Linked DNA regions of Homo sapiens: region 1 is linked to region 2. A link is a loop called in an ENCODE intact Hi-C map of the cell type or tissue named here. Cell type or tissue: Caco-2. All regions are shown on one strand. Each heading gives the region's core, and the rest is flanking DNA. Links, peaks and the distances in the headings are about the cores only. Region 1 has its middle 25 kb from the start of PRRC2C. Region 2 has its middle 84 kb from the start of FMO4.

Region 1 (16,070 bases), core at 5,578-9,577, 63 kb after region 2:
ATGGGGGCCTGGGCATGGTGGCTCATGCCTGTAATCCCAGCCAGCACTTTGGAAGACTGAGGCAGGTGGATCATTTAAGGTCAGGAGTTCGAGACTGGCCTGGCCAACATGGTGAAACCCTGTCTCTACTAAAAATACAAAAATTAGCCAGGTGTGGTGGCAGGTGCCTGCAATCTCAGCTACTCGGGAGACTGAGGCAGGAGAATCACTTGAATCCAGGAGGCAGAGGTTGCAGTGAGCCGAGATCCCGCCACTGCACTCCAGCCTGGGCGCAGAGAAAGACTCCATCTCACCAAAAAGAAAAGAAATGATAACGGTGATATCACCACTGACTCCACAGAAATACAAAAAAAATTAGAGAATACTATAAACACCTATATGCACATAAACTAGAAAATCTAGAAAAAATAGATAAATAGATAAATTCCTGGACACATACACCCTCCCAAGACTGAACCCGGAAGAAATTGAATCCCTGAATAGACCAATAACGAGTTCTGGAATTGAGGCAGTAATAAATAGCCTAACAACCAAAAAAAGCCCAAGACCAGACGGATTCACAGCTAAATTCCACCAGAGGTACAAAGAAGAACTGATACCATTTCTACTGAAACTATTCCCAAAAATGTAAAAGAAGGGACTCCCTCCTAATTCATTCTATAAGGCCAGCATCATCCTGATACCAAAATCTGGCAGAATTGAGAACGGAGAATTTTTGTACAGTATTTCCCATATTCCTTTGGGATTTTTGTTTTGTTTTGTTTTGTTTTTTTCAAACAGGGTCTTGCTTTGACCCCAGGCTAAAGTGCAGTGACGTACGTGATCACGATTTGCTGTAACCTCAAACTCCTGGGCTCAAGTGATCTTCCTGCCTTAGCCTCCTGAAGTAACTAGGACTACAGGCAGGCACCACCACGCACAGCTGCTTTTTTATTTTTTGTAGAGACGAGGTATCACTATGTTGCCCAGGCTGGTCTCGAGCTCCTTGGTTCAAACGATCCTCCCACCATAGCCTCCCAAAGTGCTGGGATTACAGGCATGAGCCACAGTGCCTGGTCCCTTTGGGATTTTTATTATATAAACAGATAGCAACACACTCACTAGACAACAGTTAACCAAATGGTGGGTATATTTTTCTTATTTATAAGTTTTTATCGAAGAGAATATGCAATTCTTTTTGTCTGACATAATTTCAAGTCTTCAAGATAACAATGAAGTCTACTTGGTAATTGTTCTAAATGTGAATCTAGGTTCCTATTTTCTTTTTTTTTTCTTTTTTTTTTTCTTTCTGGAGACATAGTCTCATGCTGTTGCCCAGGCTGGAGTGCAGTGGCGAGATCTCGGCTCACTGCAACCTCCACCTCCCAGGTTGAAGCAATTCTCCTGCCTCAGCCTCCCCAGTAGCTGGGATTACAGGCATATGCCACCACGCCCACCTAATTTTTTATATTTTTAGTAGACACAGGGTTTCGGCATGTTGCCTAGGCTGGTCTCAAACTCCTGACCTCAAGTGATCTACCCACCTCGGCCTCCCAAAGTGCTGGAATTACAGACGTGAGCCACTGTGCCCAGCCCAGGTTCCTGTTTTCCAAATATTTCTTTCCTTATGTCTTCCACCTCAGCTTCCTGAGTAGCTGGGACTGTAGGCACGGGCCACCACACCCAGGTGTCCTGCCTGTTCAAATAAATTAATTATTATTATTTTGAAACAAGGTTTCACTCTGTTACCCAGGCTGGAGTGCAGTGGCATGATCACGCTCACTGCAGCCTTGACCTCCTGGGCTCGAGTGATCCTCCTGCCTAAGCTTCCTGAGTAACTGGTACTATAGACCAGCACCACCATGTTCAACTAATTTTTTTTTAGAGATGGGGTTTCACTATGTTGCTCAGGCTAGTCTAGAACTCCTGGCCTCATGCAATCCTCCCACCTCAGCCTCCCAAAGCACTGTGATTACAGGCGTAAACCACCATGCCTAGCCTAAATTAATCTTTTTTGAGACAGTCTCACTTTATTACCCAGGCTGGAGTGCAATGGCACAACTTCAACCTACTGCAACCTCCACCTCTCAGGCTTGAGTGATCCTCCCACCTCAGCCTCCCAAGTAGCTGGGATTGTGGGTGTGCACCACCATGCCCAGTTAATTTTTGTAATTTTTTTTTTTTTTTTGAAGAGACAGGGTTTTGCCATGTTGCTCAGGCTGATCTAGAACTTCTGAGCTCAAATGATCTGCCCACCTTGGCCTCCCAAAGTGCTGGGATTATAGGTGCCCGCCACTGCACCTGGTCCTAAATTAATATTTGATAGACAAAATTATTTGCCCCCAGTATGATTAGAAAAAGAAGTGACCTTGTAAGATACACACACACACACAGCCAAAAATGCACCATTTTGACATGGACAAAAGAGGAATTCCATTTTATTGTACTCCACCAAATACTCTTTTATTGACACCAGTTTAATTTCCTATGTTTCTCTTCTGTCGGGTTGAGTCCCTTTCTAACATTTTAGGCAGCATTCTCATTTGGTGATCAATTCTCTTAATTGGTCACTTTTTCTTTTTTTTTTTCTTTTTTTCTGAGACAGAGTCTCGCTCTGTCGCCCAGGCTGGAGTGCAGTGGCATGATCTTGGCTCACTGCAAGCTCCACCTCCTGGGTTCATGCCATTCCCCTGCCTCAGCCTTCTGAGTAGTTGGGACTAAAGGCGCCCACCACCAGGCCGGCTAATTTTTTCTATTTTTAGTAGAGGCGGAGTTTCACCATGTTAGCCAGGATGGTCTTGATCTCCTGACCTTGTGATTTGCCTGTCTCGGCCTCCCAAAGTGCTGGGATTACAGGCATGAGCCACCGCGCCTGGCCAGTCACTTTTTCAATGTAAATATTTTGGGAAAGTTGTACCTTATTTTTGCAGAACTGTCCAGCGAAAGTGAAACACATTCAAATCCTTAGCCTGCTCAAATAGAGCCAGGGTGATCAATGTTTCATTCCTCAAAGGGTATGTCAGATCCAAGAACAGCATCATGGTTTTCCACTCAACAGTATACATAATGAAGGACCTCTAACATCTGGGAATCTTTCTTTCTACACTTTCCTGAACAAAAAAGTCAACCACTGCTTTCCCCAGTTAGATACAAGCACCATTATAACAATTCCACCATGCCATTTTTATATACAAACAGCCCACAGGGAGCAGCACATAATAACATTATCCTCCTCTCACCTCCCACTCTCTTCTAACAGATGAAACACTAAAGCAAGTGAACAAGTGGATAAGCCAATTTAAGAAATTGTGGGAGATGTTTAAAACCTGTTTGGGCATACAAAAGTTTCCAAACTGTCAGGCCCTAAAACCATGAAAAATCTTGGTTCTTATCTGGAAAGTCATGGTACTTAGAATCCATACTAGCCAGTTTGCATTTAGCCATATCATTAAGTCACATTGTTAACTCTCTTTCCATGTAAGCATTCACGGTTTCTCAGTGTTTTTTGTTTTTTTTTTTTTTCCTCAGTCTTTTTTTTGAGAGGAGTTTCACTCTTGTTGCCCAGGCTGGAGTGCAATGGCTGTGATCTCGGCTCACTGCAACCTCTGCCTCCTGGGTTCAAGTGATTCTCCCTCCTCAGCCTCCCGAGTAGCTGGGATTACAGGCACCCTCCACTATGCTCAGCTAATTTTTTGTGTTTTTAGTAGAGACGGGTTTTACTATGTTGGCTAGGCTGGTCTCGAACTCCTGACCTCAGGTGATCCACCTGCCTCAGCCTCCCAAAGTGCTGGGATTACAGGCATGAGCCACTGCGCCCGGCTTTTTTCTCAGTCTTTAAAAAAAGATGTATACCTTTCTTTGCAAAGTAATTGAGTGTCAGGAAGATTTGTTTTTAAATTATGTATTTTTAGATAAAATTGTAATTGAAATAAAATATTGGCCTTAGCAATCTGAAGGAATCTTGCAATAAATTTAATTAGTTACTAATAAGTATTTAGTTAGGTCTACTTGATGCTTTGTACTCTGCTGTTTGAAAATATATTTATATTTGTTCACTTTTTTATTATCTGCTTCCCCCACAGAATGAAAGCGCAATAATCTCAGGGACTTTTTTTGCAAAATCTTTTTCTCTGATTTATCCATTGTATCTATTATATGACAGGAGTTAAATAAATATTTGCTTAATGAATAAAAATATTCCAGCAACTAGCTGAATGTTTCCTTTTTCTCCCTCTAGAAAGCCACCTGAGTGTATCTTTGTCTGCCACAAAATCCCAAACTGCTTTTCTCTAACTCACTGTAGCATTGCTTTATGGAGATTAAACAGAAGTTCACTAACAAATTGCCTCAAAATATTCCCATGGCTACAGTTGGCTTGTGTCATGAAAGTTATTCCTTGGGTATCTTACATTATTCCTTTGATAAAAATCTAAGACATGCACAAGAGGTGAGTTTAGACTAGCTGACTACTCTTGGACAACTTTACAGATTGTTAAATTGTTATGTTAAAACCAAGAATCAATAGTTACTTTGACATAGATTGGGTTATCCCCTAGTTCAAAATATGAGCATCAGCAGATGCACAGAAGTGCTGAGCTAAGCTTGTCATTCTTGAAAGCAGAGCCAAATGGGGATTTTCCTAAGATACAGTCAACCCAGACAGGGAATTAGGCAATTTTAGCCCATCTATTTCATCCTCTCTCTCTGCTCGCATAGTGATTCACAGAAGCAGGAGCAGCTCTGACAGATGGTGCTTAGTAGAACAATTGGTTTGTATGTATTTAACCTGCTCAAAGCGCCAAACCTCCCTCTTGCTATCATCAGTGCCTCTCCTGCCCAAAATCTTACCCAGATTTCTTGGTGCTTCTTTTCTTGCCAGAGACTCTCTCTGATGTTATTTTACCTGATTTCATTCAGGTAGAAATGGTAGGAAGTGCTTTCCAAACTTACCTAATCTTGAGAATCATCTAAAATATTTATTTTGAAATGCAGCTTCCAAAAGAACTACCAAAATAATTATAGCTGAATCGCATCCTGAAAAGCATTCAAAGCAACATGAAAAACAACAATAAAACACAAAAACAGATATACAATTTCTACACCAATGTTTATAGCAGTATTATCCACAATAGCCACAAGATGAAAGCAACCCACAAGATGAATGCTTACATGGAAAGAAAGCTAACAATATGACTTCAGATATTCAGCAACAGATGAATAAAACAAAATGTAGTATATGCATACAATGGAATATTATTCAACCTTAAAGAGGAATGAAATTCTGATACATTTTACAGGATGGATAAACTAGAAAGACATTGTGCTAAGTAAAATAAAAATAGGCCAGACACAAAAGGAAAAATATTGTATGATTCTACTTATATGAGGTACCTAGGGTAGTCAAATTCATAGAGACAGAAGGTGGAATGGTGGTTACCATGGACTGGAGGAGGAGGGAACAGGAATTGGTGTTTAATGGGTAGAGTTTCAGTATGGGATGATGAAAAAGTTCTGGAGTTAGATGGTGGTAGTGGCTGTACAACGATATGAATATATTGCCAGCACAATAGCTCATGCTTGTATTCCCAGCACTGTGAAAGTCCAAGGTGGGAGGATCGATTGAGCCCAGGCGTTCAAGACCAGCCAGGGCAACATAGCGAGAACTTGTCTCTACAAAAAATAAAGTTCCAGCTCCTCAGGAGGCTGAAGTAGCAGGATTACTAGAGCCTGGGAGGTTGAGGCTGCAGTGAGCTGTGATTGTGCCATTGTACTCCAGCCTGGGTGACAAAGCAAGATCCTAGATCAAAAAAACCCAAACTATGTAAATATACTTAATGCCATTGAACTGCACACTTTAAAATGGTTAAGGCCAGACACAGTGGTTCACATCTGTAACCCCAGCACTTTTGGCTGGCTGAGGTGAGAGAATCACTTGGGGCTAGGATTTTGACACCAGCCTGGGCAACATAGCAAGACCCATGTTTATTTACTTATTTAGAGACAAGGTCTGACTCTATCACCGAGGCTGGATTGCAATGGCCTGATCTAAGCACACTGCAACCTCTGCCTCCCAGGTTTAAGCCATCCTCCCACCTCAGCCTCCTGAGTAGCTGGGACTATAGGTGCACACCACCATGCCCAGCTAATTTTTGTATTTTTTGTGGAGACCAGGTTTCGCCATGTTGCCCAAGCGGTTCTCAAACTCATGAGCTCAAACAATCCACCTGTCTTGGCCTCCCAAAGTGCTGGGATTACAGATATGAGCCACCACCCCCGGCCTAAGACCCATCTTAAAAAAAATGGTTAAAATAGTAGATTTTGGCTGGGCATGGTGGCTAACACCTGTAATCCCAGCTCTTTTTGAGAGGCTGAGGCAGGTGGATCGCTTGAGTCCAGAAGTTCGAAACCAGCCTTGGCAACATAGTGAAATCCCTTCTCTACAAAAAAAAAAAAAAAAAAAAAAATTAGCTGGGCACAGTGGTGCACACCTGTAATCCCAGCTCCCAGCTTCTGGGGAGGTTAAGGTGGGAGGATGGCTTGAGCCCAGGAAGAGGGGGGTTGCATTGAGTGAGACTGTCTTCACTGTCTCCCAGAAAAAAAAAAAGGTAGATTTTATGTTATATATATTTTATCACAATTACAAAAACAAATACATAAGACACTCTATTTTCTTTTTTTTTTTTTTTTTCTTTTTTTTGAGACAGAGTCTCACTCTGGCGCCCAGGCTGGAGTAAAGTGGTGTAATCTTGGCTCACTACAAACTCCGCCCCACCAGGTTGAAGCAATTCTCCCACCTCAGCCTCCCCAGTAGCTGGGATTACAGGCATGCACCACCATGGCCAGTTTATTTTTGTATTTTTAGTAGAGACGGGGTTTCACCATGTTGGCCAGGCTGGTCTCGAACTGCTGACGTCAGGTGATCTGCCCGCCTCGGCCTCCCAAAGTGCTGGGATTACAGGTGTGAGCCACTGCACCTGGCCAAAACACTCCATAGTTCAGTGAGACTAGGATAAAATAGATAAAATCTGCAGACTCCAAAACACCTATTAGGGCAGCTAAAAACAGTGGAGGATAGGCAAAAGTCATATGATAGAAAGTGGAGAGAAGAAATTTGAAGGATGATGAGAGGTTATTTTTATTAGAGCTCAGGAAATACCAGGGTGGGGGTCACTTTCTGAAAGCGAGGGGCCCAGTCTGCAGTTCAAAGGCAATATCACTTGTTTGCACAAAGGGTTATGGGAAGTGGGGTAAGCAAGGCTCTTAGCAGAAGCCCTCCTGGACATTGTGTGATCCAGAGAAGTAGGCATGTAAGGACTACCTAAAGAATTACACAGATAATTCAAACAGATAGGACTGGTATATTTCTGCTGCAAAGGAGAGAGCCTTTGGGTTGTAAAATCTCAAAGGTTACCCTGACTCACCTCTTTTGCTATGCAATAATCTCCTACAAATAGTTAAGTTAATAGGAATCTAACTCGGGCAGGCATGGTGGCTCATGCCTATAATCCTAGCACTTTGGGAGTCTGAGGTGGGAGAACTGCATGAGCTCAGGAGTTTGAGACCTGCCTGGGCAACAAGGTGTGACCGTGTCTCTACAACAAAATTTAAAAATTAGCCGGGCATGGTGGCATGCACCTGTGGTCCCAGCTATACCAGAGACACTGAGGCAAGAGGATTACTCAGGCCCAGGAGGTTGAAGCTGTAATGAACTGTGTTCGTGCCACTGCCCTCCAGCCTGGGTAACTGAGTGAGACTCTGTCTAAAAAAAAGAAAAAAGTAAAAAGACAATCTAACTCATTTATTGTTAGGCAATAAAAAACAAAAAATTGGCTGGGCGCGGTGGCTTATGCCTATAACCTCAGCACTTTGGAAGGCGGAGACAGGCGGATCATGAGGTCAGGAGATCGAGACCATCCTGGCTAACACAGTGAAATGCCGTCTCTACTAAAAATACAAAAAATTAGCCTGGCGTGGTGGCCGGCGCCTGTAGTCCCAGCTACTTGGGAGGCTGAGGCAGGAGAGTGGCGTGAACCTGGGAGGCGGAGCTTGTAGTGAGCCGAGATCGTGCCACTGCACTACAGCCTGGGCGACAGAGCGAGACTCCGTCTCAAAAAAAAAAAAAAAAAAAAAATCTGGCACTGGCAGCATTGATACAAACATACCAAAAGAAAAATTGTGGGCCAGGCATTGTGGCTTACTCCTGTAATCCTAGCACTTTGGGAGGCTGAGGTGAGCAGATCACCTGAGGTCAGGAGTTTGAGACCAGCCTGGCCAACATGGTGAAGCCCCATCTCTACTAAAAATACAAAAACTTAGCCGGGTGTGGTGGTGGGCACCTTTAGTCCCAGCTACTCAAGAGGTTGAGGCATGAGAATTGCTTGAAACTGGGAGGTGGAGGTTGCAGTGAGCCGAGATGGGGCCACTGTGCTCCAGCCTGGGTGACAGAGTGAAGACCGTGTCTCAAAAAAAGAAAGAAAAACTGAAAACAATTACAAAGTTACCAATGAACAAATCATACTAACCAAGAGAATAATAGCCATCAAAAAACAGATGAGCCTGGCCACAGTGGCTCACACCTGTAATCCCAGGGCTTTGGGAGGCCGAGGTGGGTAAGTTGCTTGAGCCCAGGAGTTTGAGACCAGCCTGGGCAACATGGTGAAACCCTATTGTCTCTACAAAAAAAATACAAAAATTAGCCAGGTGTGATGTCACGTGCCTATAGTCCAGCTACTCGAGAGGCTGAAGTGGGAGGATCACTTGAGTCCAGGGAGTTCAAGGCTGCAGTGAACCATGATCCCACCACTGCCCTCCAGCCTGGACTATAGAGAAGAAAGAAAAAGGAAAGGAAAGGAGGGGAGGGGAGGAGAGGGGAAGGGAGGGGAGGAAATAGGGAGGGAAGAAAGAAAAGAAAGGAAGGAAGGAAGGGACGAAGGAAGGAAGGAAGTGAAGAATCAGGCCGGGAAGGAAGAAAATAAAGGGAAGGAAGAAAATAAAGGAAAGGAAGGAAAGAACGAGGGAAGGAAGGAAGGAAGGAAGGAAGGAAGGAAGGAAGGAAGGAAGGAAGGAAAAAGAAAGACAAGACAAGAGAGAAAAGAACTAGGCTGGGCGCAGTGGCTCACACCTGTAATCCCAGCACTTTGGGAGGCCAAGGCGGGCAGACCACCTGAGGTCAGGAGTTCGAGACCAGCCTGGCCAACATGGTGAAACCCTGTCTCTACTAAAAATACAAAAATTAACTGGGCACAATGGTGGGTGCCTGTAGTCCCAGCTACTTGGCAGGCTGAGGCAGGAGAATGGCTTAAACCCAGAATGCAGAGGTTGCAGTGAGCCGAGATCCCACCACTGCACTCCAGCCTGGGGGACAGAGTAAGACCCTGTCTCAAAAAAAAGAAAAAAGAAAAGAAAAAGAAAAAGAACAGAACTCTGGGAAGAAATGATGAGAAATAGTAGGAGGTAACATGTGAACTGAACATACAGGAAAAAATAAATAAATCCAATAAGAATAAGGATGAAATTAGAAGGAGCACAAGAAAAGTGAAATACAGAGTTTAAAAGAATTGGAGAAAGATTATAGAGAAAACAAATTAAGGAGTGCCAACATTTGCATAATTGAAGCCCTTGCAGTTGTAGAAGTGTTGAGATTGAGGTGTCGGCAGACATGTTCTGTTTGGATCTCACGTTATTTATAACTATGTGTGTAATTAAATGCCATCACTTAACGATTGGAAGATTTCACCCCCAAAAAATTCTATTTGGCTTCTTTCAAAAAGATCAGAACCACTATAACACCAAAACTGCATTTCTGCCTAGCCTCAGTTGCATAGAGCCAATCAATAGCTCCTGCCACTTTAGTGTAGCACAAATTCACCCAGATATCCACAGTCTGCACTGGACTCTCACCTCCTGCAGACATTTGGGTTTGGGATCCTGGTATACGCAATGTGATAAGGTAGTTTTTAAAAAGCACCTCTTATGAGAGCTGGTCATTTAAAAAAAAAAAAAGCATAGATGGGCCAGCCACGGTGGCACACGCCTCTAATCCCAGTGTTTTGGGAGGCCTAGTTGGGCAGATCACTTGAGCTCAAGAATTTGAGACCAGACTGGGCAACATGTTGAAACCCCATCTCCACAAAAAATACAAAAATTAGCCAGGCGTGATGGCACATGCCTGTAGTCCCAGCTACTTGGGAGGCTGAAGTGGGAGGATCACTTGAGCCCTGGAGGTTGAGGCTGCAGTGAGCTGTGATCATGCCACTGCACTCTAGCCTGGGCAACAGAGCAAGACCCTGTCTTAAAAAAATAAAAGTAATAAAAGAAAAATAATAAACCTCCATCTCCTCACCTGCAAAATGGCCAGACTACCTGTCTTATAAGGGTTTCCTAGGAGAGTTTAATGAAAAAATGCACATAAAGCTCAATAGTAATTGTTAACAAATGATAGAAAAAAATGACCAATTAAAAATTAGAGGCTGGGCATGGTGGCTTATGGCTGTAATCCCAGCAATTTGGGAGGCCAAGGCAGGTAGATCACCTGAGTTCAGGAGTTCGAGACCAGCCTGGCCAACATGGTGAAATCCTGTCTCTACTAAAAATACAAAAATTAGCTGGGCATGGTAGCACACATCTGTAATCCCAGCTACCCAGGAGGCTGAGGCAGAAGAATCGCTTGAACTGGGGAGGCAGCAGTTGCAGTGAGCCAAGATCGTGCCACTGCACTCCAGCCTGGGTGACAGAGCAAGACTCCATCTCAAACAAACAAACAAACAAACAAACAAAGAATTGAAAACACAATTCTAGAACTGCAGATAGAATCAGAGCTATGGTTCATGGATTGGAAAGTGCTGTATAGGTCTGTCCTAGATTTAGGACTTTATGACTGATGTGTCAGAACTTCTCCTCTAGCTCCCCATCTCCATGTCTCAATCCCTAAGAGTTAACAGATAGAAAGAGCCCAATAAATGTGGAAGGAAGGAAGAAAAGGAGAAGGGAAGAATGAGTGAAGGAGCTGAAAAAAAGAATAAACCCAAGATGTTTTCTTTTATTTATAAAGTAGAAGAAAAAGGAAGTTTCCAATTTATCTCAGTTTGTTTCGGCCCACCCATCACCATCCCTCTGCCAATAAAAAATGTTAACTGAGGCATACAGTTACATTCTATACCCCCAGTTCCAAAGAAAAGATTTTGAAAAGACACACACTTAGGTTGACTGCAAAATAAATCTCTAAGCCTCCCTGAGTAAGATACTATTTGGATAGTATTTAATAGAGGTATTTGTTATACCTAAATCATAATACTAACAAAAACCAACAACAACAAAAAAGTGATTACAACTACGATTTAGTGTAAAAAGCTTCAAATAAAAGATGGTTTTGTGTAAGGGAGGGCCAATTTACCCTTTTCTGTTGTAAAAAACATATATAATTTTAACTTTTGAATTCTCCACACAAGCAGTATTCAACCCTGTAAACACCTTTTGTTCATGCTTCTGCCAAACACATTTTCTAGTAGCCACATTTATTTTAATTTAATTTCTTCCAAACACACTATTTTGTTTTTTTGTTTGTTTGTTTTTTGTGACGAGGTCTTGTTCTATCGACTAGGCTGGAGTGCAGTGGTAAGATCTCAGCTCACTGCAGCCTTCACCTCCTGAGCTCGAGCAATCCTCCCTCCTCAGCCTCCTGAGTAGCTGGGACTACAGGTTCACATCACCATGCCCAGATAATTTTTTCTATTTTTTTGTAGAAACAGGGTCTCACTATGTTGCCCAGGCTGGTCTTGAACTTCTGGCCTCAATTGATCCTCCTGCCTCTGCCTCTCAAAGTGCTGAAATTACAGGCATGAGACACTATGCCCAGCCATATTTTCCTTTTTTAAAACAGCATGTCAAAATTGAAGTTTTAAGTCTTCCCAATGTTCTAATACCTGAATACCAAACTATGTTTGGCTTATTCTGTTAGCATGTTCCTGATTTCACTTCTTTGTAGCTGAGGAAAATAGTCATATTAAGTCTGAAACTGAATTAACTCTCATTTTTTAAAAAAGCTGGGTGAGTTAAATTACCAACAGTTTTGATTGATAAGATATTTTATAATGTCATAAATACTGGAAGCAAGAGCATAAATTGTCTGGAAACAACTAGGTCATCTTTTACTACAAATAAATATTATTGCCAGCGGATTTCAAAGATTCACTTAAGTACTGCAAAAACCGTAAGGTAGGTTCTTGAATGCGACTATTTGGCTGAAAACTCTAGATTATTCTTGGAAAGAAACTAGCACCAGGAGAGACAATGTTAGCACTAAGGAACACATCCAAGTCATGCAGCACCAAAGTATGTGAGCAGTGGCGAATCTATATGAGTCTGAAGCAACCTCAATTCTTGCCTTGTCGGAGGAAAGAATTCATCCAAGTGCCATAAGGTAGAGGGAGAGACCAAGGCAAGTTTTAGAGCAGGAGTGAAAGTTTGTTAAAAAGCTTTAAAGTGGAACCAAAGGAAGTAAAGTACCCTTGGAAGAGGGCCAAGCAGACAACTTGTGAGATTCACGTGCATGGTGTGACCTTTGATTTGGGGTCTTATATGTTGGCATGCTTTTGGGGTCTTCTGTTACTTCTCCCTGATCCCTTGAGGTGAGCTGTCTGCATGCACAGTGGCCTGCTAGCCCATAGGAGGGGCCACATGCACAGTATGTTTACTGAAATTGTACACATGTTCACCTGAGGCATTCTTCCCTTACCAGCTAAGTGTTCCTAGAAGGAGGTCATATACCAGTTAAACTCTGCCATTTTGCCTCTTAGTGAACATGCTTGAGCCCACTTGCCTAACTCCTGAAATCTTACAGGGAAGTTGCCGATCACCAGCTTCAGGTGTTTATTTATTGGGAGACTGCCTGTCCCTGGCATCAGCTGAGACCAATTATTATTTTACAGAGACAGTTTAACAACTACCTGACCATCACCTGATGGTCACTTGACATTACTGGTAGGGACAGCCCTCTCCTGCCCTAGCCATGTCTGACTATCTACTGTAACAAAAATAACAGGCTCTTGGCAGGAGAAGGAGTGCTATGAAGAGTATTCTATTATCATATGAAGGAATGGGTATGGGGTTCAAAGTCAGTTGCCATTAAGTGCATACGTTTTTAAAGTCTAATTGTTCTAAACTATCTCAACCAAAGGATAATTGTGGTCTTTATTTCCATGAAGCTATGCTCAAGGATACATAGAACTGGAAGATTATTGAGCTCATCCAGTCTAGTTTGCTCATTTTACCATAGGAAACTGAAGATCAGAAATGTGGCCTGCTCATGGTGACCAGATCACAAGGTCCTTTTGAATCCCCTTGCCTCAGCAGCAATTGCACCAAGCACACATTATTTGATAAAAAGGTGATGAATTTATATTCATGAACAAAGAATGAATAGTGTCATCATCATTTACATTCTAGACGTGCTTCGGGGAAAAGGTGTTATGCACTGAATGTTTATGTCTTCCCAAAATTCGTATGTTGAAGAGTTAACTCCTGATGTGATGGTGTTAGGAGGTGAGGCCTTTGGGAAGTAATTAGGTTTAGATGATGCCATGAGAGTAGAGTCCCCATGATACAATTAGTGCTCTTATAAAAAGAGATACCAAATCAAGCTCTCTCTCTCTCTCTCTTTCTGTCCCGCATGTGAGGATACAGCAAGAAGACGGCCACTTGCAAGCCAGGAAGAGAGCCCTCACCAGAAACCAAACTGGCCAGCACCTTGATCTTGGACTTCCCAGCCTCCAAAACTGTGAGAAATAAATGTCTGTTTAACCACACAGTCTATGGTATTTTGTTATAGCAACCCAAGCTGACTAAGACAGAAGGTTTCCCAAAAGAAAGATTTCTAAAAGAGGGTGAAGTAAAAATATGATGTAGAATATATCACGGAGAAAATCCTTTTAAAGAATATTTTATTGTGGAAATTTTTTTAATTCATAAAATGAGAGAATATAATGAATCCCTATCACCACTTTAAACAGTTATCAATATTCTGCCATTCTTATTACAAATGTATTCCCCTACATTCTTTTTCATTTCGCTTTGTTTTGTTTAGTGGAACATTTTGCTTTTTTCATATTAATTTTTTTATTTTTATTAACTTACCACCATACTAATCGAGATGGTATATTTTTTTAATTTTTAATTTTTTTTTTTGTAAATTCAGATTTAGGCCTACAGAGAAGATGGTGGAATACATATATTGTTTGTTTGTTTGTTTGTTTGAGACAGAGTCTCACTCTGTCACCCAGGCTGGAGAGCAGTTGTGTGATCTTGGCTCACTGCAGCCTCTGCCTCCCAGGTTCAAACAATTCTCATGCCTCAGCCTCCCGAGTAACTGGAATTACAGGTGTGTACCACCACCCCCAGCTAGTGGTGGAATATTTTTAAAGCAAAACCAAGATTTTGCATGCTTTTTTTTGTTTAAGACACAGTCTCGCTCTGTCACCCAGGTTGGAGTGCAGGTACGTGATCTCAGCTCACTGCAAACTCCACCTCCCAGGTTCTAGTGATTCTCATGCCTCAGCCTCCCAAGGAGCTGGGATTACAGGCGTGCATCACCATATGCAGCTGATTTTTATAATTTTTTTTGTAGATACAGTGTTTCACCATGTTGGCCAGGCTGGTCTTGAACTCCTGGCCTCAAGTGATCTTGAGATCTGCCTGTCTCAGCCTCCCAAAGTTCTGGGATTATAGGTGTGAGCCACCATGCCCAGCCCTTTTTTTTTTTTTTTTTTTTTTTTGAGACATGCTCTCACTGGGTTGCCCAGGCTGGAGAGCAGTCATGTGATCATGGCTCACTGCAGCCTCAACCTCCTAGGCTCAGGTGATCCTTCCACCTCAGCCACAGATAGCTGGGGCTATAGGCACACACCACCACACCTGGATAACTTTTTGTATTTTTTGTAGAGACAAGGTTTGTCATGTTGCCTGGGCTGGTCTTGAACTCCTGGGATCAGGCAATCTGCCTGCCTTGGCCTTCCAAAGTGCTAGAATTACAGGTATGAGCCACCACACCTGGCCTTTTGCATCATTTTTAACTATAAATATTTCTACAAGTATCTCTAAGAGATGAGAATTTTTTAAACAACGTAATCACAATAACTTTTTCATATCCCATAATATTAAGAAGAAATCCTTAACTAGGCTAAGATCTAGTCCAGGAGAAATTTAATTTTATCAGAGCATTCATAAATGGATCAAGTTTTCGAGTGATAGCTTTTCAATGAGACTAAGAATTTTAAAAAGAGGAAAACTTTCAAAATTAAAATTGCAATCTCATTTTTTCTCATATTGCTCTGCAAATATAAATCTGGGCACTCAAACTCCAGAAGAGGATAAAAATAGCCCTATGAATCAAAACCATTAATCATATCCTGTTATTTTTAGTTATCTGTTTCTTCCTGATGTTTTAACTCAACATCAGTTTAATATATTTAATCATATTTTTTAAAAAGAAAAATATTTTAGATCCATCATGAAAAATTTTAACCAAAAGATAAATTGAAAGCTAAAGCAGGATGGTTGTCTAAGCCTGTGTCCATAACTTTGCACGAGACACTTAGTCATTTGGAAAGTCCTGTGTTAATAGCCTGTTCTATGACTCAATTATCTCCCACATAGAGACAGTACAAAACACCCTTAAGAAAACTCACACCTAGGCTGGGCACAGTGGCTCACACCTGTAATCCCAGCCCTTTGGGAGGCTGAGGTGGGTGGATCACCTAAGACCAGGAGTTCGAGACCAGCCTGGGCAACATGGTGAAACCATGTCTCTACTAAAAATACAAAAAATTAGCCAGGCCATGGTGGCGGGCACCTGTAATCCCAGCTACTCAGGAGCCTGAGGGAGAATTGCTTGAAGCCGGGGGGCAGAGGCATCAGTGAGCCGAGATTGCGCCATTGCATTCCAGCCTGGGCAACAAGAGCGAAACCCCATCTCAAAAAAGAAAAATAATAATAATAAGGCAAAAAAAACCTCACACCTAAAAAAAATGTAAAAATCACACAACATAAATGACCACTGGGTCACAGATGAAATTACCCTCCATACTAAAAGCAGACCC
Region 2 (16,070 bases), core at 5,072-9,071:
GGTGACCCACCCACCTTGGCCTCCTAAAGTGCTGGGATTATAGGCGTGAGCCACCAAACCCGACCAACAGATCTATTTTCTACACCAAAAACCTGCTTTTTATCCCAATCATTCCCATCTCACTTGCCGAGTTGCTCAAACCAAGCGCTTATGAGCTAGCCTTGGTTACTCTCTTTCATTCACCCTCCTACACTCAATCTACCAACAAGATCTGCATACTTCTTAATGTCTAAATGGAAACTGACTTCTTAATGCCTTCACAGCTACCACCTCAGCCCAAGCCCCGTCCATCTCTGACCTGGACTAGAGCTGTGTCTGGAATGCGTTTCCTTCTGGTGGGTTCTTGGTCTTGCTGACTTCAAGAATGAAGCCACGGACCCTCTTGGTGAGTGGAGTTTGTTCCTTCAGATGTTCAGATGTGTACGGAGTTTCTTCCTTCTGGTGGGTTCATTGTCTTGCTGACTTCAAGAGTGAAGCCGCAGACCTTCGCAACAAGTGTTACAGCTCTTAAAGGTGGCATGTCCAGAGTTGTTTGTTCCTCCTGGCGGGTTCATGGTCTTACTGGCTTCAAAAGTGAAGTTGCAGACCTTCCCAGTGAGTGTTACAGCTCATAAAAGTAGTGTGGACCCAGAGTGAGCAGCAGCAACATTTATTGTGAAGAGCGAAAGAACAAAGCTACCACAGCATGGAAGGTGACCCCAGTGGGTTGCTGGGGCTGGCTCTGGTGGCCAGCTTTTATTCCCTTATTTGGCCCAGCCCACATCCTGCTGATTGGTCCATTTTACAGAGTGCTGATTGGTCCATTTTTACAGAGTGCTGATTGATGCATTCACAAACCTTTAGCTAGACACAGAGTGCTGATTGGTGTGTTTACAATCCTTTAGCTAGACAGAAAAGTTCTCTAAGTCCCCACCTGACCCAGAACCCAGCTGGCTTCACCTCTCAGTGCAGTAGTCTTCCTTCTTCCACTCTTGCTCCTTCAAATCCATTCTCCCTTCAGCTGCCATAAAGCATATACTTCCCTACTCAAAACTCTTCAAGAGTTTCCCAACCCACTTATAATAGATTTCAGACTCCATATGAGGCCCTTCATACCCTGGTGACCAACTTAATGCTCTGAAAACCAACTTAATGCTCTTATCTCATCTCCTGCCCCTCTCCAACTCTCTCACGCAGCTGCAGCTTCACTGCCCTTCTTGCAGTGACTGAAACATGGCAAGCTTTTTTCCGCCCTCCATCTTTATCCTTATTTCCCTCTCCACTTAGAACGTTCCTCAAATTTTGCTTGCCATGACCCTTTATGTCATTTAATTCTCCACTGATATGTCACCTCCACAAAGAAGTCATTTCTGATCACCATAAGCAAAATACCCCCATTCCTTTTACCTTGATTTATTACCTGAAATCATCATGTGAGTCTATCTACTTTTTTAAAAAATCACCTATTTGACCCGCTAGAATGTGATCTCTATGATGGCAGTGTTTATATCCTGTTCACCACTATCACCCACACCTAAAACAGTGACTGAAACATGATCAATATTCAACAAATATACGTTGAATAGATAAATGGCCCATTTGGGGCAATGAATATATAAGCATCTTTCTACTAAGAAAAATGACTTACCCCTTTTAGGAAAACAATCATAATTACATGAATTACGCATATGCTGACTATTTTGACATCTGAAAAAGTTTTGCTTAAAAGCATAGAATATCTGCTGTGACAGTTGTTGGAAATTTTGACTGCCTAGCATATTTCCCCTCTTTGTGACAACACCCCTAATTTCTTTTACAGAAAAGACCTTCTCCATTGTGTGCAGTCTTGATGAAACCATAAATCAAGGTTCTCTTGTCATCCCACCCCATCACACTATTCCCTTTCTCTGTTTCCCCTCTCCTTTCTTCTCGCTCTCTGTGTCTCTCTTTCACCAGGCTAAGAGGTAGAATCACAACACAAGCCAGAATAATTTTTTTTCCAGAACTTTGTTTATTGAGATTTGTAACTTAAAGGATTGAAAATGTGGGTGGTTAACTCCACACAGACTCACCCTTCGCAGTGCAATCCCTGATGGACGCCACTCCTGATTGTCCTGGGCTTGCTTCTTGCAGGCCTAGCAGCCCCTGCCCACGTCCACCTGAACCAGATTAGTAGCTTTCCCTGGGATAACTGGGACAAAGGGAAGGACCCTGTGGTGATCAAAAGCCTGTCTCTGGAAGCTGACCCCAACGTCGTTCCTGGGAACGTGATCGTCAGTGCTGAGGACAAGAACCAGTGTCCCCCTCAAATCTCCTCTGAAGGGAGGAATTAACTGTAGAGAAGGAAGTGTCTGGCTTCTGGGTCAAGATCTCATGCATGGAACAGATTGGCAGCTGTGCCTATGAAAACTTCTGTGATGTGCTTGATATTTTCATTCCCCCTGGGGAGCCCTGCCCAGAGCCCCTGCATACCTATGGGCTTCTTTGCCACTGTCCCTTCAAAGTAGGCACCTACTCACCATGAGTGAGTTCACTGTGCCTGACCTGGAGCTGCCCAGCTGGCTCAGCACCAGAAACTACCGCATTGAGAGCATCCTGAGCAGCGGAGGAAAGCGTCTGAGCTGCCTCAAGATTGCTGTCTCTCCCATCCTGGCTAACAAGGTGAAACCGGTGGCGGGCGCCTGTAGTCCCACCTACTTGGGAGGCTGAGGCGGGAGAATGGCGTGAACCCAGGAGGCGGAGCTTGCAGTGAGCCCAGACTGTGCCACTGCACTCCAGCCTGAGCAACAGAGCGAGACTCAGTCTCAAAAAAAAAAAAAAAAAAAAAAAAAAAAAAAAAAAGATTGCTGTCTCTCTAGAGGGAATATAACATGGCATCAGCCACAGCAGAATTAAGGGATATGAGGAAGGTTCCTTTTCCTCTGTCATGTGCTTGTCAACGTCAAATTTTGACTCTCTGCCCCCCTTCAAGCCCCTTTCTGCAATGAGTCAGCTATCCTCACTGAAAATCATTGTGTGCCACTTACATTTTAGGCTGGGACAAGCAGCCCTGAACTAAGGCAGGATGATTTCGACAGTTTTTTTGTTTTGTTTTCTTTGTTTGTTTTTTGAGACAGAGTCTCACTCTGTCACCCAGGCTGGAGTGCAGTGGCACGATCCCAGCTCAGGGCAACCTCCACCTCCCAGATTTAAGCGCTTCTCCTGCCTCAGCCTTCTGAGTAGCTGGGATTACAGACAGGCGCCATGGCGCCCAGCTAATTTTTGTATTTTTAGTAGAGACAGGGTTTTTCCATGTTAGCCAGGCTGGTCTCGAACTCCTGACCTCAAGTGATCTGCCCGCCTTAGCCTCCCAAAGTGCTGGAATTACAGGGTGAGCCACCATGCCTGGCCAGAGTTGAACAGTTCTTGATAGCCCAGGACATCTGCTGGGCTGGCCACATTACCCATCCTCCTTTAGACATTCTCTCTAAAGAGCTTCATTCATTTCCAAAACAGTTGAGGAATGGGAACCAATGTGTTTTGGGGCCTCATGTTTACACTGATCTAATCTTGATCTCCTGAAAAATCTTTGTGACTTTTTTTTTGTCACTGAGTTAAAAGCAGAGTGAGAGTATTAACATTTTTGTTCTACTCCAGCTCCCTCTTACAATTAAGGGGAAAAGTAGTTGGTCTTAGTCTATTTATCCCTTAACTTCTATGATTAATTTTGATTTCTTTTCTAGATTTGCCCAATTAATACTGGGGTACAGTGTATCCTGGAGAGCAGGGTGTGTGGGAGGAGTCTCTTGGGGGAGATAGGAGATAGGAGTGCTCTATTGTTTACAAACACAGGTGCCCACAGGGCCAAGCAAGAGATGAGTGACAAGGACCATGAGAAACAGGTTGCTTCCAAGGGAGATGTTTGTTTTTCCTTTTTAGATAAAGATAATACTACAGTGTAACTCTTTCTTATTCTATACAGAAAGTCACAGCACATGTGCATTGATACAAGGCTGCTGAGGCCTGGTCTCCAGTTGGAAATATAATTAAGGGTGACAAGGACTGGAGTAAGTTGGAGAGTACACAGCCAGCCAGTCTGTGACGACAACTGCTACCTTGCTATAACAAGTTAGTGCCACATAAGAATGTCATAGGCCCAGTATTTGACAGATAGTTTCAATTTTTACTCCTAGAGAAGCCAAAAATCCAGAATTTTATATGAAATCTTACCATTTTAAAAGATTGGCAACTAATTATTTTTCTTTTTCTTTCTTTTTTTTTTTTTTTTTTTTTTTTGAGACAGAGTCTCCTTCTGTCACCAGGCTGGAGTGCAGTCACACGATATCAGTTCACTGCAACCTCCACCTCCCGGGTTCAAACGATTCTCCCACCTCAGCCTCCTGAGTAGCTGGGATTATAGGCACGCACCACCACACCCAGCTAATTTTTGCATTTTTAGTAGAGACAGGGTTTCACCATGTTGGCCAGGATGGTCTTGATCTCTTGACCTCGTGATCTGCCCGCCTCAGCCTCCCAAAGTGCTGGGATTACAGGTGTGAGCCATAGTGCCCGGCAATTATTTTCCTTAAACACTGTGCAGCCCAAAGGGGCTGAGCGGACATGTGAGTGGGGAAAGCCAGCTTGTGGGTGGCCATTTTGCAGCCTCTGATCTAAGACGGTGCATGCCTTGTCCTCTTAAAACAACTCCTGTGGCACCACTTCTCCCTCCACAAGGCCAAATCCATCGTGTCTGATCTTAAGGAGAAGGCCCTTCCAGTGCTAGGAGAGGTATGGGCAGCCTCTCATCTGTGAGCTATGGGGATCAGCAGGCCACCTGCCCCAGTCTTGGAGCTCTGTAGGGTGAATGAGGCAGACGTGGAAGAGTTGGCCCCACCAACAGCTGCTTTGTGGAGCAGGGGTCCAAGGAAGATAAGGTGGACTCAAGGTCAGGCTGCCTGGATTTGTCCGCCACCCTGTTATGCCATGACAACTTCTGAACCACACACCAGACCTGAGTTCTGGGCTCATTTGAAGCCTGGAATAGCAATAAATATTTTTAACTTGCAAAAAGAAAAGAAAAAGGCAGGTGTGGTGGCTCACACCTGTAATCCCAGCACTTTCAGAGGCTGAGATGAGCAGATCACTTGAGGCCAGGAGTTCGAGACCAGCCTGGCCAACATGGGGAAACCCCCTCTCTACTAAAAATACAAAAATTAGCCAGGCATGGTGGTGTGTGCCTGAAGTCCCAGCTACTCGAGGAGGCACCAGAATCACTTGAACCCCAGAGGAGGAGGTTGCAGTGAGCTGAGATCGCACTACTATACTCCACCCTGGACAACAGACTGGGACTCTGTCTCAGAGAGAAAAAAGAGAGAGAGAGTTATTATTAATTCTTTAGGAATAACTAGATTGATACAAAAATTACTGTTCATTCTTTTTTTGTGTGTTTTTTTTCAGACAGGGTCTCACTCTGTCACCCAGGCTGGAGTGCAGTGGTGTGATTACAGCTCACTGCAGCTTCAGCCTTCCAGCCTCAAGCTATCCTCCCACCTCAGCCTCCTGTGTAGCTGGCAAATAGACACACACCACCAAGTCCAGCTAACTTTTGTATTTTTTGTAGAGACAGAGTTTTGCCATGTTGCCCAGGCTGGATTGTCTTTTATATTTAGTAATGTTTAATTATACGTGATAAATGCTATAGAGTTCTCATTAAAATGAACTATAGCGAATTTTTAAGTAAAAAAACAATTTGCATAATATATTTTTAAAATAAGCACTCCTAAAATAATACTGTGTATTTTCATCAGTTTATTTGTATAAATATGCATATAAATGGATAAATAAAGACCCCAAGGATACATGCAAACTAAAAATAGTAATTAATTATGTAGAAGAAAAAATTGGGGGAGTCAAGGATGACTGTAGCTTAATCTGTCATAAATATATGAACTTAAAAACATAATTTTAAGGAGAAAACAATTTTAAGTACATTCAGAGGCACAAAGTCTGCTTTTGAACTCCTTTAAAAATATACAAGTGCAGACATAAAAGCTCCATGGGGTCACAATAAAATTGTAAAGGCTTGTGTACTATTATCATAATCGTAGGATGACCAATCATAGTGATTTTCCCAGGATGACTGGTCATCTTACATAATGGTATCCCTTAGAGTAAAAAACAGTGTTTTTTTCTTAAGTTTGGCCGGATAATTGCTGGTATATGTAATAAATAAAGTTTGGGGGGACTCAGGCTTTTTTCTAATGCCTGGGCATTGATAATACAATCAGTCTATATAAGATTTATTAATTTAGCAAACAGTAATTGATCGTTTATTGTGTGTCATCACTATAATAGTGATATAGGAAATAGAAAGAAATCATTTAGGTAGATTGTTAGGATGAAGAGGCTCCCCAGCAGAAAACTTTCCTTCTAACAAAAAGCAGCTCGGAAATTGCTCCCTTTCTAACCTCATGCAGTTCAAAGAAATCACTTCTCTTCTAACAAAGAGCAGCCTGGAAGATCAGGCTGTAAAACACAGATAAGCAACTTGGGCACAGAGTGGGGAGCTTCCTGGTTATCACCAAACTTCACATACCTACAATGGGCCCAAGTAAAAACAGTGCACTTTTTTTTTTTTTTGAGTCGGAGTGTCGCTCTGTCGCCGAGGCTGGAGTGCAGTGGCATCACCTCGGCTCACTGCAAGCTCCGCCTCCCGGGTTCACGCCATTCTCCTGCCTCAGCCTCCCAAGTAGCTGGGACTACAGGCGCCCGCCACCACGCCCGGCTAATTTTTTGTATTTTTAGTAGAGACGGGGTTTCACTGTGTTAGCCAGGATGGTCTCCATCTCCTGACCTCGTGATCTGCCTGCCTCAGCCTCCCAAAGTGCTGGGATTACAGGCGTGAGCCACCGCGCCCCGCCCCCAGTGCACCTTAATAAGCACATTCCTTTCCCTTTATTTAGCCTCACTAAGATAGGGAAGCTGGAAGCATGCACTGGGCGGGGGAGGCCTGCAGCTGCAAGAAGGTGCCTGGGAACCCGGCACAGAAACTCTCCCTCCCCTTTTAGCACACGCAGATAAGCAGCAGCACAGCCGCACAATCTAAGAGCCTGCCTGCATAATCAAAGAATGGGGTGGGGCTATTAGAAACTCTGCTCTAAGCAGACGGCACACCTGGTCCTAGCCAGTTCTTCAGGCCCTATGGAGCTAAGACACCCCCTTCTCACTAGCTCATTTTTTAAAAACCCTGACATTTTTACTACAACTTGGCAATCAGTTTGGACCCCTCTCTGTGACAGACAGCTGTTCTTTCTTCTCACCTTTTAAACTCCTGCTCCAATCTCAGTCTGTATGCATCTGCATCCTTGATTTCCTTGGCCATGAGATCAAGAACCTTGGTATTTACCCCAGACAATGAGCCTGTTTTAGTAGTTCCTATAGATCCTATAATAAGTGAGGCACAATCCCTTTATTTACTTATTTATTTTTGAAACAGAGTCTCATTCTGTCGCCCAGGCTGAGGTGCAGTGGTGTTCCCGGGCCAAACCAAGGGTCAGGTTCCTTATTCTCGTGGCCCAATAACGAGATAAAGATGAACTGGGAGAAAAGGGAGTTTTTATTTCTATAGCTGGTTACAGGGAGAAGGGCTGGAAATTATCGCTGGACCAACTCAAAATTACAAAGTTTTCCAAAGCTTATATACCTTCTAAGCGATATGTGTACATGTAAGTGTGCATTTACCTAAAGACACAAGCGATTAACTTCTTTTAATCTGTAACTAAGATCTGAGTCCTGAAGACCTTCCTCTGGAGCCTCAGTAAATTTACTTAAGCTAAATGGGTCCAGGTGCTGGGGTGATTACCGACCATTATCTTGTCTCCTGCTAAGTCATGGAGGTTTGGGGACTTACTTTAGTCCCCAATAAAGCTTGTTTGTGGAGGCCTGGAGAGTTTCTTCAGGCCCACAATAAAACTTGTTTAATCCTCAACAGGTCCTGTTAAGAATTCCTTCATTATCTTGTCATGCTTTAAGGCTGAGGAAAAGCCTAAGCAAAACTCTTGGTGGGCTTTTGTCACATTCCAGACTTTGTACAAGGGCACTAGCTCTTTCAACTTTCAACATTTAACTTAACCACTCAATCAGTACTGAAACAGTTGTTATGGAGGCCTGCATCAGTGGGACCTGGCCTGCCACAGTGTGATTACAGCTCACCGCAGCCTCGATCTCCTGGGCTTAAGCAATCCTCATGCTCAGCTGAGACTACAGGTACACAGTCATGCGCATCTGTGTGAAGAGACCACCAAACAGGCTTTGTGTGAGCAACAAGGCTGTGTTTATTTCACCTGGGTGCAGGCGGGCTGAGTCCAAAAAGAGAGTCAGCAAAGGGTGGTGGGATTATCATTAGTTCTTATAGGTTTGGGGATAGGCGGTGGAGTTAGGAGCAATGTTTTGCAGGCAGTGGGTGGATCTCACAAAGCACATTCTCAAGGGTGGGAAGAACTACAAAGAACCTTCTTAAGGGTGGGGGAGAAACAAATCACAATGGTGGAATGTCATCAGTTAAGGCTATTTTCAGTTCTTTTGTGGATCTTCAGTTGCTTCAGGCCATCTGGATGTATACGTGCAGGTCACAGGGGATATGATGGCTTAGCTTGGGCTCAGAGGCCTGACACACACCACTACTTTTTTTTTTTTTTTTTTTGGAGAGATGGGGTCTCACTGTGTTGCCCAGGCTGGTCTCAAACTCCCAAGCTCAAGTGATCTTCCTGCTTCAGCCTCCCAAAGCACTGGGCTTACAGTTGTGAGCAGCTTCACCAAGCCATGGCACAATCTTTATCCTCAAATACTTTAGCATCCCAAGAAGAAAATACACAAGTAAGCAGGTAACCCAAAGACAGTATTAAGTGACAAGTAAGTAGAAGGAGCTGAGGGAGCACTTGGGTGGAACATCTAACAGCCTTAGGAGAGCAGAGAAGCTTTTCTGGAGGAAAGCACAAAGGCAAAAACAAGAATTGTGTGAAGGCCAACCCTACAGACTGCCAGATGTTCCTGCAACATCTCTGTGACACCTATATTAGTCCGTTTTCACACTGCTGTAAAGAAATAGCAAGAGTGGGTAATTTATAAAGGAAAGAGGCTTAATTAACTCACAGTTCCACATGGCTGAGGCAGCCTCAGGAAATTTACAAAAAATGGTGGAAGGCAAAGGGTAAGCAAGACAACAGGAGAGAGAATGAGACTGAGCACAGGAAATACTGCCACTTTTAAAGCCATCAAGATCTCGTGAGACTCACTCATTATCATGAGAATGGCATTGGGGACACCGCCCCCATAATCCAATCACTTCCCACCCTCGACATGTGGGGATTACAGGTCCCTCCCTTGACATGTGGGATTACAATTGAAGATGAGATTTGGGTAGGGACACAAAGCCAAACCATATCAACACCTCTCCCCTCCTGGAGCTTCCACAGTAGCAATTGGTGTTACACTGATCTGTGAGCTCCCTGAATGTCTGCTTAGAGTTCTTAGAGGCAGGACCTGCTCCATCTTACTTTGTAACTACAGCAAGGCTGTCATGTGTGAATGAATAAAGAGCTTTTATTGACCAAAAAAAAAAAAAATGTAAGTGATGGAAAGTATTAAATCATCATATGGGCCAGGCACAGTGGCTCATGCCTGTAATCCCAAAATTTTGGGAGGCTGAGGCAGGAGGATTGCTTGAGCCCAGGAGTTCAAGACCAGCATGGGCAACATAGTGAGACCCCCATCTCTATAAAAAAAAATTAAATTGGAAAAATTTAAAAAGATAATAGTGCATCTTAAATTGATGGCATCTTAGATTCAATTAAATGTGGTATTTTTAAAAGGATCACTCCGGTTGCAGTGTTGAATAAAGCCAGTACAGGAGGTAAGGAGGAAGGGAGAAAATGAGAAAAGCAGAGGATGATTCAGGATGCTATTGCAGTAGAGAAATGATGGTAACTGGGATCAAAGTTGTAGCATAGTAGAAAGGAGAGATTGTCTGATTCTAAATGTATTTTTAAAGGGCAGTTGATAATGGACAGCAAGAAATGAGGAGTGAAGGAAAGAGAAGACTCCAGGATTAGTTCAAGATTTATGACCAGGACAACTAGAAGAAGGGAATTGCCATTTTCTAAACTTTCAAGTTCTTAGCCACAACTTGGCCACTAAAAATCTGAGTAACTTTAGAAAAGTCATTACCCTTCTCTGAACCTCAACTTTCACATTTGTACATGACAGATTTAAACCAGATCAGAAGTTCTCAAACTGTGTTAGGTACAGGTGCCTTACGATGCTTCTCAGGAGATGGGAGAAAATTCAGGCAAACTGGATTACAGGCTGTGTATAGTAGCAGTCCATGTAAAGTTGCATTTAAAAGCAGGAATTAAAAGTATTTAAAATAACTATATGCCAGGTGCAGTGTCATGCACCTGTCCCAGCTACTTGGGAGGCTGAGGTAGGAGGATCACTTGAGTTCAGAAATTTGAAACCAGTGTAGACAACATAACAAGACTCTATCGCTATAAAAAATAAAATAATTAATTAAAAACATATAGCTACCACAGTTTGTTAATGAAAATATACTATAAAAGATGTAAAGTGTAACTTCAATAGCATAAAATGGGATAAGGGAGAAGTAAAAGTATACAGTTTTTGTATGTGCTTGAAGTTAAGCTGTTATTAACTTAAATTAGAATGTTATAACTATAAGATACTTTATGTAAGCCCCATAGTAACCACAAAGAAAAAATCTCTAGTAGATACACAAAAGATAAAGAAAAAGAAATCAAAGCGTACCACTACAAAAATTCAACGAATCACAAAGGAAGACAGCAAGATTGGAAGAAAGGAACTACAAAACAGTCAGTAAACAATTAACAAAATGGCAATCATAATTTCTTACCTGTCAAAAATTACTTTAAATGTAAATGGATTGCTCGGTGCGATGGCTCATGCCTGTGATCCCAGCACTTTGGGAGGCCAAGTCAGGCGGATCACTTGAGGTCGGGAGTTCGAGACCAGCCTGACCAACATGGAGAAACCCCATCTCTACAAAAAATACAAAATTAGCCATGCATGGAGGCACATGCCTGTAATCCCAGCTACTTGGGAGGCTGAGGCAGGAGAATTGCTTGAACCAGGGAGGCGGAGGTTGTGGTGAGCCGAGATGGTGCCATTGCACTCCAGCCCGGGCAACAAGAGTGAAACTCTGTCTCAAAAAAAAAAAAAAAAAAAATGTAAATGGATTAAATTCTCCAGTCAAAAGAGAATGCCTTAAAAAAAAAGTTCTGGCCGGGCACGGTGGCTCACGCCTGTAATCCCAGCACTTTGGGAGGCCGAGGCGGGCGGATCACGAGGTCAGGAGATCGAGACCACGGTGAAACCCCGTCTCTACTAAAAATACAAAAAATTAGCCGGGCGCAGTGGCGGGCGCCTGTAGTCCCAGCTACTCGGGAGGCTGAGGCAGGAGAATGGCGTGAACCCGGAAGGCGGAGCTTGCAGTGAGCGGAGATCGCGCCACAGCACTCCCGCCTGGGCGACAGAACGAGACTCTGTCTCAAAAAAAAAAAAAAAAAAAAAAGTTCAACCATATGCTGCCTATATAATTCAATCATAAAGACACATTTAGACTAAAAGCAAAGACATAGAAACAGATATTTAATGTAAATGGAAAACAAAAGAGAGCAGGAGTGGCAATATTTATAACAGACAAAATAGATCTTAAGTAAAAAAACTGTAAAAATGGATAAAAATTGTCATTATATAGTGATAAAGGGGTCAAGTAATCAAAAGGATATGACAACTTTATTTCAGACATTTAGAGAGAAGGATATAACAACTGTAAATATATACACCCCCAACACTGGAGCTCCTAAATATATGAAGCAAATATTAACAGATCTGAAGAGAAAGACAGATTGCAATATGATAATAGCAGGAGAATTTCAAACCCTATTTTCAATAATGAACAGATCATCCAGACAAAAAATCAATAAGGAAACATTGGACTTGAACTACACATTAGACCATGGGTGTCCAATCTTTTGGCTTCCTTGGGCAACATTGGAAGAAGAAGAATTGTCTTGAGCCACATATAAAATACACTAACAATAGCTGATAAGCTAAAAGAAAAAAAAATCTCATAATGTTTTGAGAAAGTTTACGAATTTGTGTTGGGTCACATTCAAAGCCATCCTGGGCCGCATGTAGCCCATGGGCCATGGGTTGGACAAGCTTGTTTTAGACCAAATGGACCTGAATGACATATATAGGACAATATATCCAACCCCACTAAAATACACATTCCTCTCAAGTATACACACAGAACATATTCCAGAATAGATATGTTAGGCCACAAAACAAGTCTTTAAAAATGTAGTCCAGGGGCAGTGGCTCATGCCTATAATTCCAGCACTCTAGGAAACTTGAGGTTAGGAGTTTGAGACTAGCCTGGCCAACATGGTGAAACCTGTCTCTACTAAAAATACAAAAAAAAAAATAGCTGGGCGTGGTGACGGGTGCCTGTAATCCCAGCTACTCAGGAGGCTGAGGCATGAGAATCACTTGAACCTGGGAGGTGAAGGTTGCAGTGAGCCAAGATCATGCCACTGCATTCCAGCCTGGATGACAGAGGGAGACTCTGTCTCAAAAAAAAAAAAAAAAAAAGGAAAAAACTCTAAGAGGGTGCAGTGAGAAAGAAAATGGCAAATAGGAGACAGGTCTAATGTGTAGCTCCCACTTGGATGAACAGAACAGCTTGTAGAGACTCATATCGTGAAATTTTGCTCAAGTACCACTGCAGGAACATATCAGGAAAACTGAAAGAATTCACAGACCCTCTGAAAGAAGCAGTTTGCTGTTGCAAACTCTATGAGATAGTAGAAAAACTGTGAGTTCCCAACGTGTGAGGTCGGGGAAAGCCTGCCTCCAAACACACATCCCCAAACACTGGGGAACCTGAAAATCCAGATCACAGGAGAAGAATTTAACCTTACCTAGAGCTAAAACAGATTTAGGGAGCTGAGCAAAATATGAAAAGTAGAAAAAGCAGTGGGAAGAGCCTTGTAGGCACTCCCAGTCCCCAACTTGAGCCCAAGGAAACCGTCCCTGACTTAATCTCACAGGGGTCCTTGGGGAAGGCAGCCAGAGGAATTAGGGAAGGGTCAAAGGGTGAAAGAAGCTTCTAGCTGAACTTTGTAATAATTTTGACCCAGCACGAATTTTTGTGAGCAGAACTCAGGGGGTGAACAGGAAGTGCAGATAGCAGCTCAGAAGCTACAGCCAAAGGTGTAGGCAGACAGGGAGGGGCAAGGCCTGAAAGTTCTGCTACCCTTCTCAGCAGGGAAGCTTACGGCCTGGGGCAAGAGCTCAGCCCCGCATGCCAGCTGCCTGAATATAAACTCGGTGGTGTTGGCAGGGCACAGCAGGAATGAGACGGCCTTGCTGGCTGCGTGGAAGCTGGAGGAGGCTAACCACCGCTGGCTTTCTCCACTTCCCTGGCAACCTGGATGACACAGCAGAGGCAGCCATAATCCCCCTGGGAACATAATTCCATTGGCCTGAGAACCACACTCCCCATACCGGACAGTGGCCTCAGCAAGCCCCAGAGAAGAGTCTGAGCTCAGATCCATCTAACCCTGCCCCCATCTGATAGTTTTTCTCTACCTGCCCTGATAGCTGAAGACAAAAGACATAAATTCGTGGGAGCTCTGTGGCCTTGCCCATCACCTGAGAAGCCTGAATACTTATCCTGACCAACATAGGGCAAGCTTATATCCCCCTTCTACCACAGCTGGTGCTCTCTTGAAAGCACCACTTCCTAGCTGGAGGTCACCCAACTTAAGCCATTATAGCAACTCATAAGAAAACAACTCTGCTCCAAAGAAGGAGAAAACAACAGCTAATTCCACTCCCTACAACATGGCTAACCAGAGGTTCCTGAATCCTTCCACATGACAACTTCACTGCTAGGATTACCAGCATTCTAGAAAAACAGTGCACTAAACAAAAGTACAACCAACAATTCCCACAGAGTCCACTTCACTCCCCTGCCACCTTCACTGGGTATCCACAGCTGGGAGACCAAAGGACAGATCACATCACAGGACTCTTTGCAGACAATCCCCAGTACTAGCCCAGAGCCCAGTAGCTCTGCTGGGTGGCAGTAACAATCATTGCAGCCCAACTCTCAGGAAGCCCCCATCCCAGGAGAAGGGAGAGAACACCACAGCAAGGGATCACCTGGTGGAACAAAAGAACCTGAACAGCAGCCCTTGAGTTCCAGATTTTTCACCTGAAATAATCCTCCCAAATGAGAAGGAACAAGAAAAGTGATTCTGGTAATATGAAAAAACAAGGTTCTTTGACACCCCTAAAAGATCACACTAGCTCTCTAGCAATGGAACCAAACCAAGAGGAAACCTCTGAATTGCCAGATAAAGAATTCAGAAGGTTGATTATTAAGCTACTCAAGGAGTTACCAGAGAAAGTGTAGGGTCCAGTCCTACTGGGCCTGTGGGTTTTTCTCCTCATGTGAGGAGACAAGGGATCGTAGAAATAAAGACACAAGACAAAGAGATAGAAGAAAAGACAGCTGGGCCCGGGGGACCACTACCACCTAGACGCGGAGACCAGTAGTGCCCGCGAATGCCTGGCTGTGCTGTTATTTACTGGATACAAAGCAAGAGGGCAGGGTAAGGAGTGTGAGCCATCTCCAATGATAAGTAAGATCACACGAGTCACGTGTCCACCGGACCCGGGGGTGGGGGGGTGTCCCTTCCCTGTTTAGTAGCCAAGGCGGAGAAAGAGAGGGGACGGCTTATGTCATTATTTCTTCCACGCATTTCAAAGACTTTAGTACTTTCACTAATTCTGCTACTGCTATCTAGAAGGCAGAGCCAGGTGTACAAGGCGGAACATGAAAGTGGACCAGGAGCGTGACCGCTGAACCACAGCATCACAGGGAAACGGTTAGGACTCCGGATGGCTGAGGGTGAGACTGACTGTTGTCAGGCCTTCCACAAGAGGTGGTGCAGCAGAGTCTTCTCTAACTCCCCTGGGGGAAAGAAAGACTCCCTTTCCCGGTCGGCTAAGTAACGGGTGCCTTCCAAGGCACTGGCATTACCACTAGAACAAGGAGCCCTCTAGTGACCCTGTCTGGGCATGACAGATGGCTCATACTCTTGTCTTCCGGTCACTTCTGTGTCCCTTCAGTTCCTATCTCTGTATGGCCTGGTTTTTCCTAGGTTATAATTGTAGAACAAAGATTATTATAATATTGGAATAAAGAATAAAGCTACTAATGATTAATAACATTCATATGTAATCATATCCATAATCTATTTCTAGTATAACTATTCTTATTCTATATATTTTCTTTATTATACTGGAACAGCTTGTACCCTCGGTCTCTTGCTTTGGCTGGCACCTGGGTGGCTTGCCACCCACAGAAAGGTGAAAACCAACTTAAAGACATTTTAAAAACAATACAGGATATGGATTAAAAATTCTCCAGAAAAATAGATATCATAAAGAAAAAACACTCACAACTTCTGGAAATGAAAGACACACTTAGAGAAATACCAAATACACTGGAAAGTTTCAACAATAGACTAGAACAAGTAGAAAAAAGAACTTCAGAGCTTAAAGACAAGGCTTTCAAATTAACCCAATGAGACAAAGACAAAGACAAAATGAATTTTAAAAAAATGAACAAAGTTTCCAAGAAATTTGAGATTCTATTAAATGAGCAAACATAAGAATAATTTGTGTTCCTGAGGAAGAAGAGAAATCTAAAAGTTTGGAAGACATATTTGAGGGAATAATAATGAAAAAAAAGCTTCCTTGGCCCTGCTAGAGATCTAGACATTCAAATACAAGAAACTCAAGGAACACCTGGGAAAGTTATCATAAAAAGATCATCACCTAGGCACTTAATCATCAAGTCAAGACAAAGGAAATAATCTTAAGAGCTGTGAGACAAAAACATCAGGTAAAACATAAAGGAGAACCTATTGAATTAACAGCAGATTTCTCAGTAGAAACCCTATAAGCCAGAGGGATTGGGGTCCTATCTTTTTTTTCTTTCT

Evidence for each region. A loop is a pair of places that touch in the nucleus more often than their neighbours do. Peaks named below come from ENCODE experiments on the same cell type or tissue, not always from the same donor. Only the 100,000 strongest peaks of a DNase experiment are listed, where the experiment ranks them.
Region 1: a loop joins it to region 2, with 12 times the contacts of the local background. A loop is called at or near these places in 1 of 110 quality-filtered maps.

Annotation. Positions count from the first base shown.
Region 1 is chr1:171,452,973-171,469,042 of GRCh38, forward strand. No RefSeq gene overlaps it. Among named protein-coding and RNA genes, the nearest start is that of PRRC2C, 25 kb to the right of the region's middle. In Caco-2, for the core only: no CTCF peak of the experiment used is centred there; a DNase peak (open chromatin) is centred at 7,219.
Region 2 is chr1:171,390,170-171,406,239 of GRCh38, forward strand. It overlaps the pseudogene GM2AP2. Among named protein-coding and RNA genes, the nearest start is that of FMO4, 84 kb to the left of the region's middle. RefSeq lists silencers at 14,941-15,235, 15,056-15,195. In Caco-2, for the core only: no CTCF peak of the experiment used is centred there; DNase peaks (open chromatin) are centred at 6,562, 6,982, 7,862 and 8,112; H3K4me3 peaks cover 625 bases.